2 separate regions of the Homo sapiens genome follow, and region 1 is linked to region 2. Evidence: read pairs that join two places in POLR2A ChIA-PET (ENCODE). Cell type or tissue: OCI-LY7. All regions are shown on one strand.

Region 1 (8,000 bases), 280 kb after region 2:
CAGTGAAACTCCGTCTCAAAAAAAAAAAAAAAAAAAAGAAAGAAAGAAAGAACAAAACAAAAACGAATGAACAAATTAAACACAGATGAACAGGCTTGGAAGGTAACTCCCCAATCAGACCATATTTCCCTAGACTCCACCACGTATTCTATTACACAAAGTCTCCATAATTCAGTGCTACTACTTACCTAGGATATTAAATTTTGAAAAAAATGAAGGAGACTTGAAATTGAGCAGTGGGAGGAGGAGCCCTACAAGATAAAAGGGGACTGTCCTGGACTTATCCCACCACTTTTCAAACTGTTGGGCTCCTGTGTCATTGGCATAGAAAATCATAGAGCTGTTGTCAGGATGGCCTCCACTCCCGGCACTTGGACAAATCACTGCAATAGGAAAGCACCAGATTAAAGAAGATGACAAAAAACAAAACAAAACAAAACAAAAAACAGAAAATGACTGCCTCTAGAGACAGACACTTGCTCTACCAACCTCAACTCTTCCTAGGAGCCTAAATTTCTCTTTTCTGGAAAAAATAGAGGGTTAATTTTAGGAATATTAGGACTCTTTCACCTAAAAATAAATAAGGGTGAGGGAATCTTTAAAATTTCTGAGATATTATCATTATTTTTATTTATTTATTTTCTGAGACAGAGTCTCGCTCTGTCGCCCAGGCTGGAGTCCAGTGGCGTGATCTCGGCTCACTGCAACCTCCGCCTCCTGGATTCAAGCGATTCTCTTGTTGCAGCCTCCCAAGTAGCTGGAACTACAGGCACACATCACCATGCCCAGCTAATTTTTGTATTTTTAGTAGAGAGGGCATTTTACCATGTTGGTCAGGCTGGTCTCAAACTCCTGACCTGAGGTGATCCACCCACCTTGGCTTCTCAAAGTGCTGGCATTACAGGCGTGAGCTACTGCGCCCAGCCCTGAGATATTATCTTTAAACTCTACTGGAAACTATAAAAATATCCCACCAAATATCCCTTGGTTCCATTGCCAGAGAGAAAATACTGGGCTGGATGGTATTTGGTCTTATTTACACAATAATATAAAAAATATCATTTAGGGTGACTGTTTATCACACGAATAACCCATAAAAAGGCCAAAGAGCAGATTTCTTTTAACAACAAACAAAATCTATGGGTTTGGAATAAAAAGCAAACATCATTGAAACAGCTGCCATGATATCATAATCACTGATAAAAATGCAAGAATCTTGAATCCCAACAATCCAAAATAATTCTGGAAGTTGATCATATTTGATAGAAGCCTAAGAGTCCAGATGGTATCCAGATGACTGGGAAATCAGTAAAATGTATGTTTCTTTTTTTTTTTTGAGATGGAGTCTCGCTCTGTCACCCAGGCTGGAGTGCAGTGGTGCGATCTCGGCTCACTGCAACCTCTGCCTCCTGGGGTCAAGTGATTCTCCTACCTCAGCCTCCTGAGTAGCTAGGATTACAGGCGCATGCCACCATGCCCGGCTAATTTTTGTATTTTTAGTAGAGACGGGGTTTCACCATGCTGGCCAGGCTGGTCACGAACTCTTGACCTCGTGATCTGCCCGCCTTGGCCTCCCAAAGTGCTGGGATTATAGGCCTGAGCCACCGCACTGGGCCTAAACGTATGTTTCTTAAATACTGATCTACAAGTGGCAATTTCTTCTGTTATCAGACAGAGTACCAGCCATTCTCATTGTTTCTAATGTCACAGTAGAGCTTTTGCTAATAATCAGCTTTTCGTAAAGAACTCTTAATGCAGGTAGAAAATACTCGTATTAAGTAACCCTTATGCTCATCATTTGTCAAAGAGAAAGAATATTCATTGTCAGTTCTATTTTTAATTTTATTCTCTATCCATTATTTGGCATGCCACAAAGCCAAACATTTAATTTTCTTTCTCCTTCTTAGTCAACATTTTAGTGTGCTTTTTTTCTTCTACGCTCTAGACAGAAATTTTCTTGTGCTAATTATAGTGGTTAAAAGCACAGGCTATGGCAGCTGGGCGCAGTGGCTCATTCCTTTAATCCCAGCACTTTGGGAGGCTGGGGCAGGAGGATCACTTGAGGCCAAGAGTTTGAGACTAGCCTAGAAAACATGGCAACCCTGTCTCTAAAAGAATAACAAAATTTTGCTGGATGGGATGTAGTTCCAGCTACTCGGGAGGTGGAGGTGGGAGGATTGCTGAAACCCAGAAGTACCAGGTTGCAGTGAGCTATGATCATTGCCACTATAGGCCAGCCTAGGCAGCAGAGAGAGATCTTGTCTCAAATAAAAAAAAAAAAAAGAGCACAGGCTGTGGATGGAAGTTAATTGACTGAATAATGAATCCCAACTCTGCCACTTAATATTTAGGTGTCCTTGGATGAAATTAACTTCTATGTTCCCTGGTCTCTTCACCTGGAAAATGGTGTTGACAGTATCTACCATTTAAGGTTGCTATAAAACATTTAATGCAATGCCTGCACACAGGCATTCAATAAATGTTAACATTCAATAAATGTTAGCTGTAATTTTTTTTTTGAGACAGGATCTCACTCACTCAGGCTGGAGGGCAGTGGCGTAACTATGGCTCACTGTAGCCTCAACCCCTCAGGCTCAAGTGATCCTCTTGCCTCAGCCTCCCGAGTAGCTCGGACTACAGGTGCACGCCACTATGGCCAGCTAATTAAAAATTTTTTTTTGTAGAGACAGGGTCTTGCTATGTTGCCCAGGCTGATCTCAAACTCCTGGGCTCAAGCAATCCTCCTGCCTCGGCCTCCCAAAGTGTTAGAATCAAAAGCGTGAGCCACCATGCTCAGCAGCTAAAATTTTTTACACTAACTGAAATGGATTGTTTCATACTCTCATTGTTTACTACACTGTTCAAAATAAACATTAGCAGAGAAATCAAGAAGTGCTGGATATAAGATATCACTATATAAACTGACTTTGCTGATGGGGTTCTCTAAATCATCAATGTGACTGTGATATTAATATTTATTACCCTAATGATGAACTGACTCCCTACTGGAGAAGTACTATTAACTTTAGATATTAGTAAACTAGTTTCATCAATTAATATCAGAATAGGTATAGTAAAATAATTTTCTCTTTAAATACAAGGATGTTATTTGATCCTTTGAAAATTCTGAAGTAAGGAATAGGGCACAAGAGATTTTAGGATAATAATTCAAAGGTATATGTGTATGTGTCCACAGGAATAAAAGCTAGTACTTTACTCACTCATTTTCTAGCATTAACAAAAGACAGGTTTAATTAGGGGGAAAAGTAAGACACTGAGTAGCAAACACTGGAATGTAAACTTCATGAGAGGAGGGACTTTTGTCTGTTCATTATTATATCCCTAGAGCCTAGAACAGTTCCTGACACATAGTAGGCTTAATAAATGTGTTTAATGAATCATCCTCTTAGTGATCAATGTGCATCTCCATCAACATGACATCAGTTTAGTATCCCTGAAATCTAAATACATAAAGCTTTAGGTGATGTTCAAGTTTAACAGCATAACTGTTACCAAAGTTATATTAATGTTTATATTCACTTTCCCTGTAACGGCCATACTGGATTAAACTCATTGGCTCACAAGGGTTTATTTTTTAAAAATAAAGAAAAATTTCTAAGAAATTAATTTCTTTTACAGGTTACAAATTTGTATAGCCTATATATTAATAACTAAAACAATAGATCTCTAAAACTAAGTTAAACTGAGAACTATGCTTCTAGACATCTGATATAATTAATAGTGATATAGGTTCTTGAAAATACTGATTATTCACAGGCAAATATGGATACTGTAGATAAAATTGTGAATTGTATAATATGAACTAAATGTTGCCTAGCTCACATTAATACAACCTATTGCTTGGTTGTATTAATAAATAAATTGAAAAAGCTTCAATTTATTTTTCCATATTTAGTTACTAACCTCTGTTTATTACTAGAAAATGAATTCTTTTACAGGTTACAAATTTGTATAGCATATATATTAATAACTAAAACAATAGACCTCTAAAACTAAGTTAAACTGAGAACTATGCTTCTAGACATCTGATATAATTAATAGTGATATAGATTCTTGAAAATACTGATTATTCACAGGCAAATATGGATACTGTAGATAAAATTGTGAATTGTATAATATGAACTAAATGTTGCCTAGCTCACATTAATACAACCTATTGCTTGGTTACATTAACACAGCCTTTTTGGAGGTTCTTTTTTTTTTAAACACACTACCAACAATTTAGTAGCAGCTCAGTAAACATAATAATTTTCTACTAATCGTTTACCTAAAATAAGGTCACATGTTCTACCTTAAATCCTTTTTGGAGCAAGGTGGAGAGTAAAGAAACAAACAACATCCCAAACTACTTACCAGGGTTGCTATTATTGGTACTCAGTATAGTGTCTGTGTCATTAATGTGATGAATAAAATCTAAAAATAAAGGAAAAAATATAGTTTAACACTGAATGAAAGACACTAAATCTATTACCCTTTAAGGTCTTTTATTTATAAAAATCTTTTTTTTTTCTTTCTTTGAGACGGAGTCTTGCTCTGTTGCCCAGGCTAGAGTGCAGTGGCACGATCTTGGCTTACTGCAAGCTCCGCCTCCCAGATTCACGCCATTCTCCTGCCTCAGCCTCCCGAGTAGCTGGGACTACAAGCGCCCACCACCACCCCTGGCTAATTTTTTGTATTTTTTTAGTAGAAACAGGTTTCACCGTGTTAGCCAGGATGGTCTCGATCTCCTGACTTCGTGATCCACCCACCTCGGCCTCCCAAAGTCAGTCACCGGGCCCAGCCTATAAAAATCTTTTAATATCTGTGTAGTAATCTAGTACACTGAACAAAGACTACTTCACTGTTAACATAGCTTCACCTTCTATAGTTTTCTTCACTTATGGGCATGATAATGTTAGTGTCTTCACAGTTCCACTGTGGAAAATCTTTACGTGTAAATTGAAGATTTCAAAAAAATCTATCCACAACACTGAATTAATGATAGTTTAAAGCCCCGGAATAAAGATATGTATGTAAGTTTTCTCTTATCCTCACACTAAAGTTATATTTCACACAGAGTACAGTTCTAAAGTGTGCAAAAAGGGGAAACCAACACTCATACACAGCTGATCTTACCTGGAAAATCAAAGTTTTTTTTTTTTTTACAAAGTACAATACATACTTTTATAGATCTAAGGCCATATACGAATTGTTATTTACATAAGAACCACTGAGTTAGACTAAAGGAAGTAACAAAGAACAAAGCACATGCAGATGGCTGAGCATTCATCATTCTACAGTGAAAGAGAGAACAGGCAGAGAATGTGTTTACTTGCCTCAGGGGGTTTACTTTATTCTGTTTGATATTAACCTTCTATAACCTGAGTAAGCATTAATAAAAGTATTTGTTGTGAAACTTGAATAAGATAGTAAAAGGTGCTGGGTTAGGTTTTAAGGTCATAAAAGTAAGTTAAATAGTTAAATTATTCATCTTCACCGTATGTTTCTCAAGATAGAATAAAAGAAACAGTATAGTACTTTGGGTTTTTATAATATCTCCAAAGGTTGTTTATGATTTAAGATTGGAATTTATGAATCTTTGTGTAATTTCTTGATGCCAAAGACTTACAGTAAGGCTAGTAAAATCTTGACACGAAGTGTACTGGGTTAAATAGCATTCCCCTTACCCCAAATTTATGTCCACTAGAAACCTCAGAATGTGACCTTATTTAAAAATAGAGTCTTTGTAGATACAATCAAGTTAAGATGAGGTCATAATAGATTAGGGTGGGCCCTAAAGCCAATGACTGATGTCTTTTATTTTATTTTATTTTAATTTTTTTGAGACAGAATCTTGCTGTCACCCAGGCTGGGGTAGAGTCGCATGACTGCAACCTCCACCTCCCAGGTTCAAGAAATTCTCCTGCCTCAGCCTCCCGAGTAGCTGGGATTACAGGTGCCTGCCACCACACCCACTGAATTTTTGTATTTTTAGTAGAGACAGGGTTTCACCATGTTGGCCAGGCTGGTCTCAAACTCCTGACCTCAGGTGATCTGCCTGCCTTGGCCTCCCAGAGTGCTGGGATTACAGGCATAAACCACCGCGCCCAGCCCAATTTATAGGAAGAGGGAAATTTGGACACAGACACACAGAGGGAAGAAGGCCATGTGAAGATGGAGGGAGAAACTGGAGTGATGTACCTACTTGCCAAGGAATGCCAAGGACCACCAGCAACCAACAAAGGTTAGGAAGAGGCAAGGAAGGATTCTTCCTTAGAGCCTTAGGAGGGACCAGGGCCCTGTTCACCCTTTGATTTCACATCTCTAGTCTCCATAGTTATGAAAGAAGAAATCTGTGTTGTTGTAAGCATATTTATGGTAATTTGTTACTGCACCCTTGGGAAACTAACACACCAAGGTTCATGGACAGCATGAAAAAGAAAAACCATAGGCCAATATTTGTTAGGAAAAGACACAAAAGATCTAAACAAATATTAGCTCCTACCCCTCCAAAAAAGCAAATTCAATCCAGTAAGGCATTTGAAAAATATGTCATGACTAATGAACTTATTTAAGTTTACCCCACAATACAAGGATGGTTTAAATTTTACAAAAAGTATTCATTTAATTCATCATATTGATAAAGGAGGAAATTTAATTAAGATAATCTCTTGATTGTCTCTTCATATCTTTTGATTATCTCGAGATGCAGAATAAATACTTGATAAAATTCAACCACTTTAATAAAAATACTTAAGTAGACAATAGGCGGGAATGTCTTTAAATTATTAAAGGGTACAACTGATATCCCACAATAAACATAATATTTGTGAAACATCAGAAAGATTTCCTTATGAACAATATAAGGATATCTACAAGCACCGCTTCAATGCAACTTCACATTAAAAAAAAAACCATCAATATATACATATAGATACACATTTATACGTATATGTCTGTGTACGTATATATAATTACATACGTATATAAATATAAATGTATGTATACATATATGAACTATTAAAAAAACTGGAAAGGTTTTTTTTTTTATTTTATTTTGATTTGAGATGGAGTCTCACTCTTGTTGCCCAGGCTTGAGTGCAGTGGCACGATCTTGGCTCACTGCAACCTCCACCTCCTGGGTTCAAGCCATTCTCCTGCCTCAGCCTCCTGAGTAGCAGTGATTACAGGTGCCCACCACCACGCCTGGCTAATTTTTGTACTTTTAGTAGAGACGGGGTTTCACTATGTTGGCCAGGCTGATCTGAAACTCCTGACCTCAGGTGATCCACCTGCCTTGGCCTCCCAAAGTGCTGAGATTACAGGCGTGAGCCACTAAGCCCAAACAGAAAGCTTTTTTAATTCACAGATGATATGATTATTTAAAAAGGAAACACAAAGTGCATCTACAAAATTTTTATTTTTTATTTATTTATTTTTTTTGAGACAGAGTCTAGCTCTGTTGCCCAGGCTGGAGTGCAGTGGCACGGTCTCCGCTCACTGCAAGCTCCGCCCCCCAGGTTCATGCCATTCTCCTGCGTCAGCCTCCCAAGTAGCTGGGACTACAGGCACCCGCCACCATGCCCGGCTAATTTTTGTGTACTTTTAGTAGAGACAGGGTTTCACCGTGTTCGCCAAGATGGTCTCGGTCTCCTGACCTCGTGATCTGCCCGCCTTGGCCTCCCAAAGTGCTGGGATTACAGGCATGAGCCACCACGCCCGGCTACAAAATTTTTAGAATCAGTAAGAGTTCAGCAAGTTTGCTAGATTAAAGATAAACATTCAAGGGGCAGGGCACGGTGGGTCACGCCTGTAATCCCAGCACTTTGGGAGGCCAAGGCGGGCAGACTGCTTGAACTCAGGAGTTCAAGACCAGCCTGGGCAACATGACGAAACCTGTCTCTACAAAAAATATAAAAATTAGCCGGGCATGGTGGTGGTATTTGCCTGTAGTCTCAGCTACTCGGGAGGCTGAGGTGAGAGGATCACCTGAGCCTGGA
Region 2 (8,000 bases):
CTCCTCAGCTGACAGGATTAAGAGATTAAAGTAAAGACAGGCATAGGAAATCACAAGGGTATTGATTGGGGAAGTGATAAGTGTCCATGAAATCTTTACAATTTATGTTTAGAGATTGCAGTAAAGACAGGCATAAGAAATTACAAAAGTATTAATTTGGGGAACTAATAAATGTCCATGAAATCTTCACAATCTACGTTCTTCTGCCACAGCTTCAGCTGGTCCCTCCGTTTGGGGTCCCTGTCTTCCCGCAACATCTCTCCCTTTCTTGTTATATAAATGTGCCATGGCGATGAAGCCTTGTTCGTTCTCTCGATTTTGACACAGGATTCCTTGACTGGTCTGGCACACTAAAAACAAGCCGATTAAACAGAGAAACATAGTTCCAAAATTTACTATAGTGGAGCCCCCAGTAGACTTAATCCAAGTCGTGGAGTTTAATCCATAAAGATTTTCTGCCACCTGATCTAACGCCTCAGCTCTAGGCACAATGGATAAGTGAGCTTGAGGGGCTTCAAAAATTTGTTGCTTTAATTTAGTTATGTCCAATGATAAATTATCTTCCCTACCTAGAAGATGTCCTTTGACCATTTCCCATGAATGATCAGTCATATAGGAATATGGGGTGATGCAGAAATCCAAAGTATTCCAATCGCACTGCATTTGCATGCGACGTTCAAGACTCATTACCCGATCTCCAAGCCAAATAACAGACTGTCTTAAATCATTGATTTGCCAATTTTTGATCGATGCCTTGTTGAGAATTCCACATTTGGGTGGAATTGGCTTACCAATCATTAACAAAATGAGCCGTTTGAATGGATTGGTGTAATGCCATTCCAGCAGTGGTGGCCATTGCAGTGACTGTAATGAGGCCCATGATAACAGCGATTAAAGTGAAAACAAATCTCTTAGATCTTTTTAGAATTTGCTGTAGCACTTCATTAATGAAATGGCACTAGTTCTATACCTGTATAACCTTATCACATCTAAATAGAATACAATGTGGAGGACATAGTGCTAGGCTACTCTTGCTGCCTAAAATCTAGACCAACATTGTGGCCAATTCTGATGTCCCTTCCATAGATTTTTTTTAAAAAGAAGGGAGGGTATTTAAAAACTATAGATTTTATAGGTCGGGTGTGGTGGCTCACGCCTGTAATTCTAGCACTTTGGGAGGCCAAGGCAGGTGGATCACTTGAGGTCAGGAGTTCAAAACCAGCCTGGCCAACATGGTGAAACCCCCGTCTCTACTAAAAATACAAGAATTAGCTGGGCATGGTGTGGCACGCCTATAATCTCAGCTACTCAGGAGGCTGAGGCAGGAGAATCACTTAAACCTGTGAGGCTGAGGTTGCAGTGAGCCAAGACTGTCTCAAAAAAAACAAGCTAAAGGCCGGGCTTGGTGGCTCATGTCTGTAATCCCAGCACTTTGGGAGGCCGAGGCGGGTGGATCATGAGGTCAGGAGATCGAGACCATCCTGGCTAACATGGTGAAACCCGTCCCTACTAAAAATACAAAAATTAGCTGGGCATGGTAGCGGGCGCCTGTAGTCCCAGCTACTCGGGAGGCTGAAGCAGGAGAGTGGTGTGAACCCGGGAGGCAGATCTTGCAGTGAGCCGAGATCACGCCACTGCACTCTAGCCTGGGCGACAGAGCGAGACTCCGTCTCTAAAAAAAAAGAAGAAAAAAGGCTATGGATTTTAAAAACGGAATTACACATTTTAAAAATCCAATATTAGTTAATACCTCTAAAGAAGCTCAAAACAGTTATATCCTAGTTCAATTATACCAAATGCCTAAAAATATGAAACTATATATTTGCCAAGATGACTCCTACTTTTAAAACCAGGCAAGATCAAATAAAAGCCTGCAAACCTGCATGGCCTCACCCTAAGAGATATATTCATATCATTTAATGGTAGACTGATCTAATTAATGACTAAATACAAGTCTAATAATATGCCAATATCTTTGAAATTATATATCCTGTTAATATGAGTTCCATATTAACAAAAAACCAGGGTGTGGCCTGTGATTTATTGGTTGGTTTTTGTCCATGGTTCCTGGTTTATAACTCCCATAGCCTTTGTTAGTCTTTTGTTATAATGTTGGGTCAGAAGCAGGTCCCAGAAGATAGATTCTCTCTCTGACCTTCTGCTGCCTTCCTTTCACCTGCTGCTTTTTCTCCCCAAGGCAGGAATCATCTCCAGCTTTTCTGTTTTAGAGACTGACCTAAAAAAATTCTCTGACCTACCTTGTCTGATTTTAGGTCACAAGGCACTCATTTGAAAAGAGATCCTGAGTCATACCTTGGAGGAAGAAATGCTATACGGAAAGGTGCAAAAAAAAAAAAAATCATAATGGGCAGATCTTGCTGGGTTTTCCCACTCAGTCTATTAGTAATAGATTGTAACCAACCACATTTCTTTGCAGTTGTCAGTCATGTCTATCCAATAAAGCCTCCATAAAAGGCACAAGAGGACAGGGTTTGGGGAGCTTTTGGATAGATGAACACATAGAGACTTACAGGAAGGTGGAAGGTAAACAAAAACCGCAACTACACTTGCACCAACCTAATAGAAAAAATCCTATGTCTTGGGTATAATTTAAATAAGATGTATAACCTTTTAATTTTGTACATGTGTTCTATTTACAGAGGTAAAGAATTCAGAAGAACAGTATAATAAAATAGTAATTCCCAATGAAGAAAGTGTGGTTATCTATTATAAGATTAGACAGCAGCTTGCCAAATTGGGTAAAGAAATTGAAGAATATATTCACAAACCAAAATACTGCTTACCTTTTCTACAACCAGGTCGTTTGGTAAAGGTATGTCATTGTTTCTTCATAAAATACTTGAATAATTCAATATTTAAACATATTTTTGTTAAAGATTCTAATTTATTTTTTATTCTGATAAAATGCTTCCTGCTACAATAGTTGATCTATATTAATCATATTATTTTACCTGTTTCACATGGCACTAACTTAGGGGCTTATGCAAAGGCCTTTTAATCACCACTGGTTTTTGTTTTGGGGACTATAAATTGAAGTAGATAGTTTTGGAATTAACATATAAAATATTTCTAGTTATGAAATGCTAACTATAACTGTTCATATAACTATTCATATAACTATATGAAAAATAAGGCAATTTTAAGTTCTGGATGAATTCATTAGATATAAATGATTTATATCCTTGGAACATTCTGTCATTTTCAGCATTCATTTGCCAACTGAGAGATTCCTGTTATTGCTGTCCTAGGGGCAATTTCTAAAATGAAATTTGGCATTGATTTTTTTCCTGCAGGGTTGATATCTTGTTTCTTAAATTTAGCAGTGCTCTTTCAAAGATATTTTATCAGAAAATTCAGAAAGCTTTATTAGTCTAGAATGTAGGTGTGAAAGGCTGAAATTGCCTTGTAGATATACATTTGATTCTTGCTTACTTGCTTTTCTTTCTTTTTAGGTAAAGAATGAAGGAGATGACTTTGGCTGGGGAGTAGTGGTGAATTTCTCAAAAAAGTCAAATGTTAAGGTAAACTATTATCTTTAAATTAGAATTGTATATCAATTTTTAGTGAAATGTTTTTTAAGGCTTATGAAATCGGTCTAAGAAGAAATAATATTACCTGAAGAGAAGCAGTAATAAATTCTGCCATGAGGAATTAATTTTTGGAATACACCCGGCTAATTTTTGTATTTTTAGTAGAGATGGGGTTTTGCCATGTTGGCCAAGCTGGTCTTGAACTCCTAACCTCAGGTGATCCACCTGCCTCGGCCTCCCAAAGTGCTGGGATTACAGGTGTGAGCCACCGCACCAAGCCAGTCCTTTATATTTTCTGTGTATCACCTCAACCATGAGAAAACTATTAAATGGTGGTGGTGCTTTCCTTCCACTCCCCAAATCTCCCTGACACACACACACACACACACACACACACACACACACACTCAGAGAGACACATGCATTGTTTTCATGTAGCTGTGATCTTCCTTGCAGGAGATGAGGTTAACTGGACAGAGTAGTCTTTATTTAAGCCTCTCTGACAGCTATTAAATTCTCTTTTTATGTGGAGTTGGAAGTGTGACATTGAGTGCTAAATACAGTGGTTTCATGGACATTTACGTAACCCAAGATGGAAAAGCTAGCATGCCTTTGCCAGTTTACTCATTCCATAACTTGTTTGTAAGAGAATTTTGCTAAGGCAGAATATTTTTACCTATACTGAAGTGCTGTAGATTCCTTTCACCTTAGGTTTTACATTTTTTGTTTATTTTTTTTCTTTTTCTTTTGAGACGGAGTCTCGCTCTGTCGCCCAGGCTGGAGTACAGTGGCACGATCTCGGCTCACTGCAATCTCCGCCTCCCGGTTTCATGCCATTCTCCTGCCTCAGCCTCCTGAGCAGCTGGGACTGTAGGTGCCTGCCACCAAGCCCAGCTAATTTTTTTTTTTTGTATTTTTAGTAGAGACGGGTTTCACCGTGTTAGGCAGGATGGTCTCGAACTCCTGACCTTGTGATCTGCCCGCCTCGGCCTCCCAAAGTGCTGGGATTACAGACATGAGCCACCACGCCCGGCCTGTTTCTTTTTTTAAACAGTTCTATGGAGATGATACACACTCTACAATTTTCCCGGTTAGGGTGTATGACTCAGTGACATTTAGTATATTTGCAGATATGTGCAACCATCACCACAGTCAATTGTAGAACATTTTCATCATCTCAAAAAGAAACATATGTCATTCACCTGTCCTTCCATATCCCCCAGAAATAGAGAAAATTTCTTTCTGTTCCTGGTGTGTTGAGTGTTTTTCTCATGAAAGATAAATATTATGTCAAATATTTCTTATGTGCCTATTGAGGTGATCATGTGATTTTTGCTTTTTATTCTATTTTGTATTCTGATATGATATATTACATTAACTGGTTTTCAGATGTTAACATGACTGGATTTCTGAGATAAATCCCAGTTTGTCATGATATATTATTTTCTTTATGTATCGGGATTCAGTTGGTAGTATGTTTTTGAGGATTTTTTATGCCGTATTCATAGGAAATACTGAGGATTTTTCATGCCAGTATTCATAGGAGATGTTGGTTTGTTGTTTTCTTGGTGACATCTTTGTTTGGGTTTGGTATTAGGGTAATGCAGGCCTCATAGAATGAGTTAGGAAGTGTTCCCCTTTTCTTCCATTTTTTGGAAGAGGTTTTGAAGAACTGGTATTAAATATTTTTTCCCAATATCTTCATCACATTCAAAACTTCTTAAATATTTGGTAGAACTTGGCAATGAGGCCACTTCGGCCTGTGCTCTTCTTTATGGGTACTTTACTAAGAGATTACTAAGTCAATTTCTACTTGGTATGGCATGTTCTTCAGATTGTCTGTAATTTATTGATATACAGTTATTCGTAGTATTATTTTATAATCCTTTTTATTTTTGTATGGTCATTAGTAGTGTCTCTTTCATATCTGACCTAGTAGTTTAAATCTTTCTTCTGGGTAAAGTTTGTCAATTTTGTTAATCTTCTCAATGAGCTTTTGGTTTTACTGATTTTTTTTCCCTCTATTTTTCTGTCTCTATTTCATTAGGTTATGCCCCATCTTTTTAATTTTCTTTCTTCTGGCTACAGGTTCAGTTTACTGTTCTTTTTTCAACGTGTTAAGGTAGAAGATTAGGTTATTAACTTGAGATACCTCTTCTTTTTAAATAGAGCTTTTACAATTATAGAGGTTTTACAATTATAAATTTCCCTCTACAGACGCTTTAGCTGTATTCCATAAATTTTAGTATATTTTATCATTTTCATTAATCTCAAAGTATTTTCTAATTTCCCTTTTGATTTCTTCTTTAACCCATTGGTTATTTAGGAGAGTGTTAATGTTCACATACTTGTTAATTTCCCAAATTTTTGTCTTTATTATTTCTAATTTTGTTTTTGTCGAGAATGTACTTGGAATTCTTTCAGTAGTTTTGAATTGTTCTAAGTTTGCTTAATGGCCTGACATGGTCTGTCCTGCAGAATGTTCTATGTGCAGTTGAGAAAAATGTGTATTCTGCTGCTTTAAGGTGGGATGTTTTATAGATGTCCTTTAGGTCTAGTTGGTTTAGAACTTCAGGTCTTAGACTTCTTTCTTTGCAGACCATTCTGTCTGGTTGGTCTATCTATTATTGAAAGTGGAGTATTGAAGTCTCGTAACTATTGTTGTTGTATTATCTATTTTTCCCTTCATTTCTATCAGTTTTTGCTTCATGTGTTTTCAAGCTCTGTTAAAATGTATTTTGTTTTGTATCAGCATAGCTATTTGAGCTTTCTTTTGATTATTCTTTGCATAATATTTTTTCCCATTTTTAAATTTTCAGTCTTGTTTATATCAGTAAATTTAAAGTGTGTCTCCTGTACACAGCATACACAGCAGTTGGATTTTGTTTTTTTTAATCCAATCTGAAAATCTATTCCTTTTTTGGATTGCTTAATCTGTTCACATTGAGTTTTATTACTGATATAGTTGGATTTGCAGCTGCCATTTTAATTTTTGTTTTCTGTGTCTTGTGTCTTTGTTTTCTCTTCTTTTACTGCTTCCTTTTGTATCATGTGAATTTTTTCTAATGTGGCATTTTAATTTTTTAAAGATTTCATATATATACACATGTATGTATGTATGTGTACATGTATATATATGTATATTTATATAGCGAGAGAGAGAGATTTTCTTAGTGTTTGCTGGGGCTTTCCATATACGTATTATTAGAATAAGCTTTAGGTTTACACTGACTGAATTCCAGTGTGATATAGAGGTGTTATTTCTGTATAGCTCTATTCTATTTTCTCTCTTTTTATGGTTATACATATTACATCTATAAATGTTACAAATCCAGCAATACATTATTATGATTAATACTTTATGTACTTTTTATTGCTTTTTGAAAATTTTTTATTACTTTTTGAAAATCATTTATGGTTTTTTTTTGTTTTTTTGTTTTTTGAGATGAAGTCTCACTCTGTCGCCCAGGCAGCCTGGAGTGCAGTGACACAATCTCAGCTCAGGGCAACCTCCGCCTCCCAGGTTCAAGTGATTCTCCTGCCTCAGCCTCCCAAGTAGCTGGGATTACAGGCTCACGCCACCACACCCAGCTAATTTTTTGTATTTTTAGTAGAGACAGTGTTTCACCATGTTGGCCAGACTGATGTCAAACTCCTAACCTCAGGTAATCCAGCTGCCTCAGCCTCCCAAAGTGCTGGGATTATAGGCGTGAGCCACCATGCCTGGCCACTTTTTATTACTTTTAAAGCTTATAGAAGAAAGGAAAGCCAGTGTGTATATATAGCTTTTGTTATATTAACCTTCTTATTTATCATTTTTGGTTCTATTTGTTCCTGTGGATTCATGTTACTACCTGGAGTTACTGCCTTAACCTTAAACAGTTTTGCTCCCACCTACTTCCATTATGTTGTTACTGCCAAGATACTATATTTTGGTATGTTACAGGCTCAATAATATAATGTATACATATTGTTTTATACAACTGCTTTTTAAATCATTGAAGAGAAAAAGACATTTATTTCTATCTTTTATAATTATATAATTACCTTTACCAGTGTTCTTTATTTTATTATGTAGTTTAAAATAAATGTCTAGTATTACTTGATTTTAGCCTGCAGAACTTCTTTTTGTGTTTCTTGTAAGGTGGATCTGCCAGAAACAGATTTTCTCAGTTTTTAGTCTATCTGAAAATGTCTTTATTTTGCCTTCATTTTTGAAAGGTAACTTTGCTGGATATAGGATTCTTGGTTAACAGTTGTTTGTTTTTTTCTTTGAATATGTCAACTCATTGCTTTCTGGCCTCCATTGTTTCTGCTGAGAAGTTTTTGCTGTTAGTCTTGTTGAAGTTCCCTTGTAAGAGATTAATCTTTTTTTCTCTTGCTGCTTTAAGATTTTCTCTTTTTGATTTGGCTTTCCACATTTTTATTATGATAAATGTATCTGCATAG

Evidence for each region. Peaks named below come from ENCODE experiments on the same cell type or tissue, not always from the same donor. Only the 100,000 strongest peaks of a DNase experiment are listed, where the experiment ranks them.
Region 1: POLR2A ChIA-PET joins it to region 2 with 11 read pairs; 4 of 35 experiments call an interaction of 5 or more read pairs at or near these places.

Annotation. Positions count from the first base shown.
Region 1 is chr5:55,652,341-55,660,340 of GRCh38, forward strand. SLC38A9 (solute carrier family 38 member 9) reads right to left here. Exons shown (of 16, transcript NM_173514.4): 9 at 4,375-4,434; 10 at 189-383. Among named protein-coding and RNA genes, the nearest start is that of SLC38A9, 56 kb to the right of the region's middle. In OCI-LY7, no CTCF peak of the experiment used is centred here; no DNase peak of the experiment used is centred here.
Region 2 is chr5:55,375,654-55,383,653 of GRCh38, forward strand. It overlaps MTREX (Mtr4 exosome RNA helicase), which reads left to right. Exons shown (of 27, transcript NM_015360.5): 17 at 2,661-2,833; 18 at 3,474-3,542. It overlaps LOC107986415 (a long non-coding RNA gene), which reads left to right and starts at 2,099. Exons shown (of 2, transcript XR_001742668.2): 1 at 2,099-2,341; 2 at 2,438-2,555. In OCI-LY7, no CTCF peak of the experiment used is centred here; no DNase peak of the experiment used is centred here.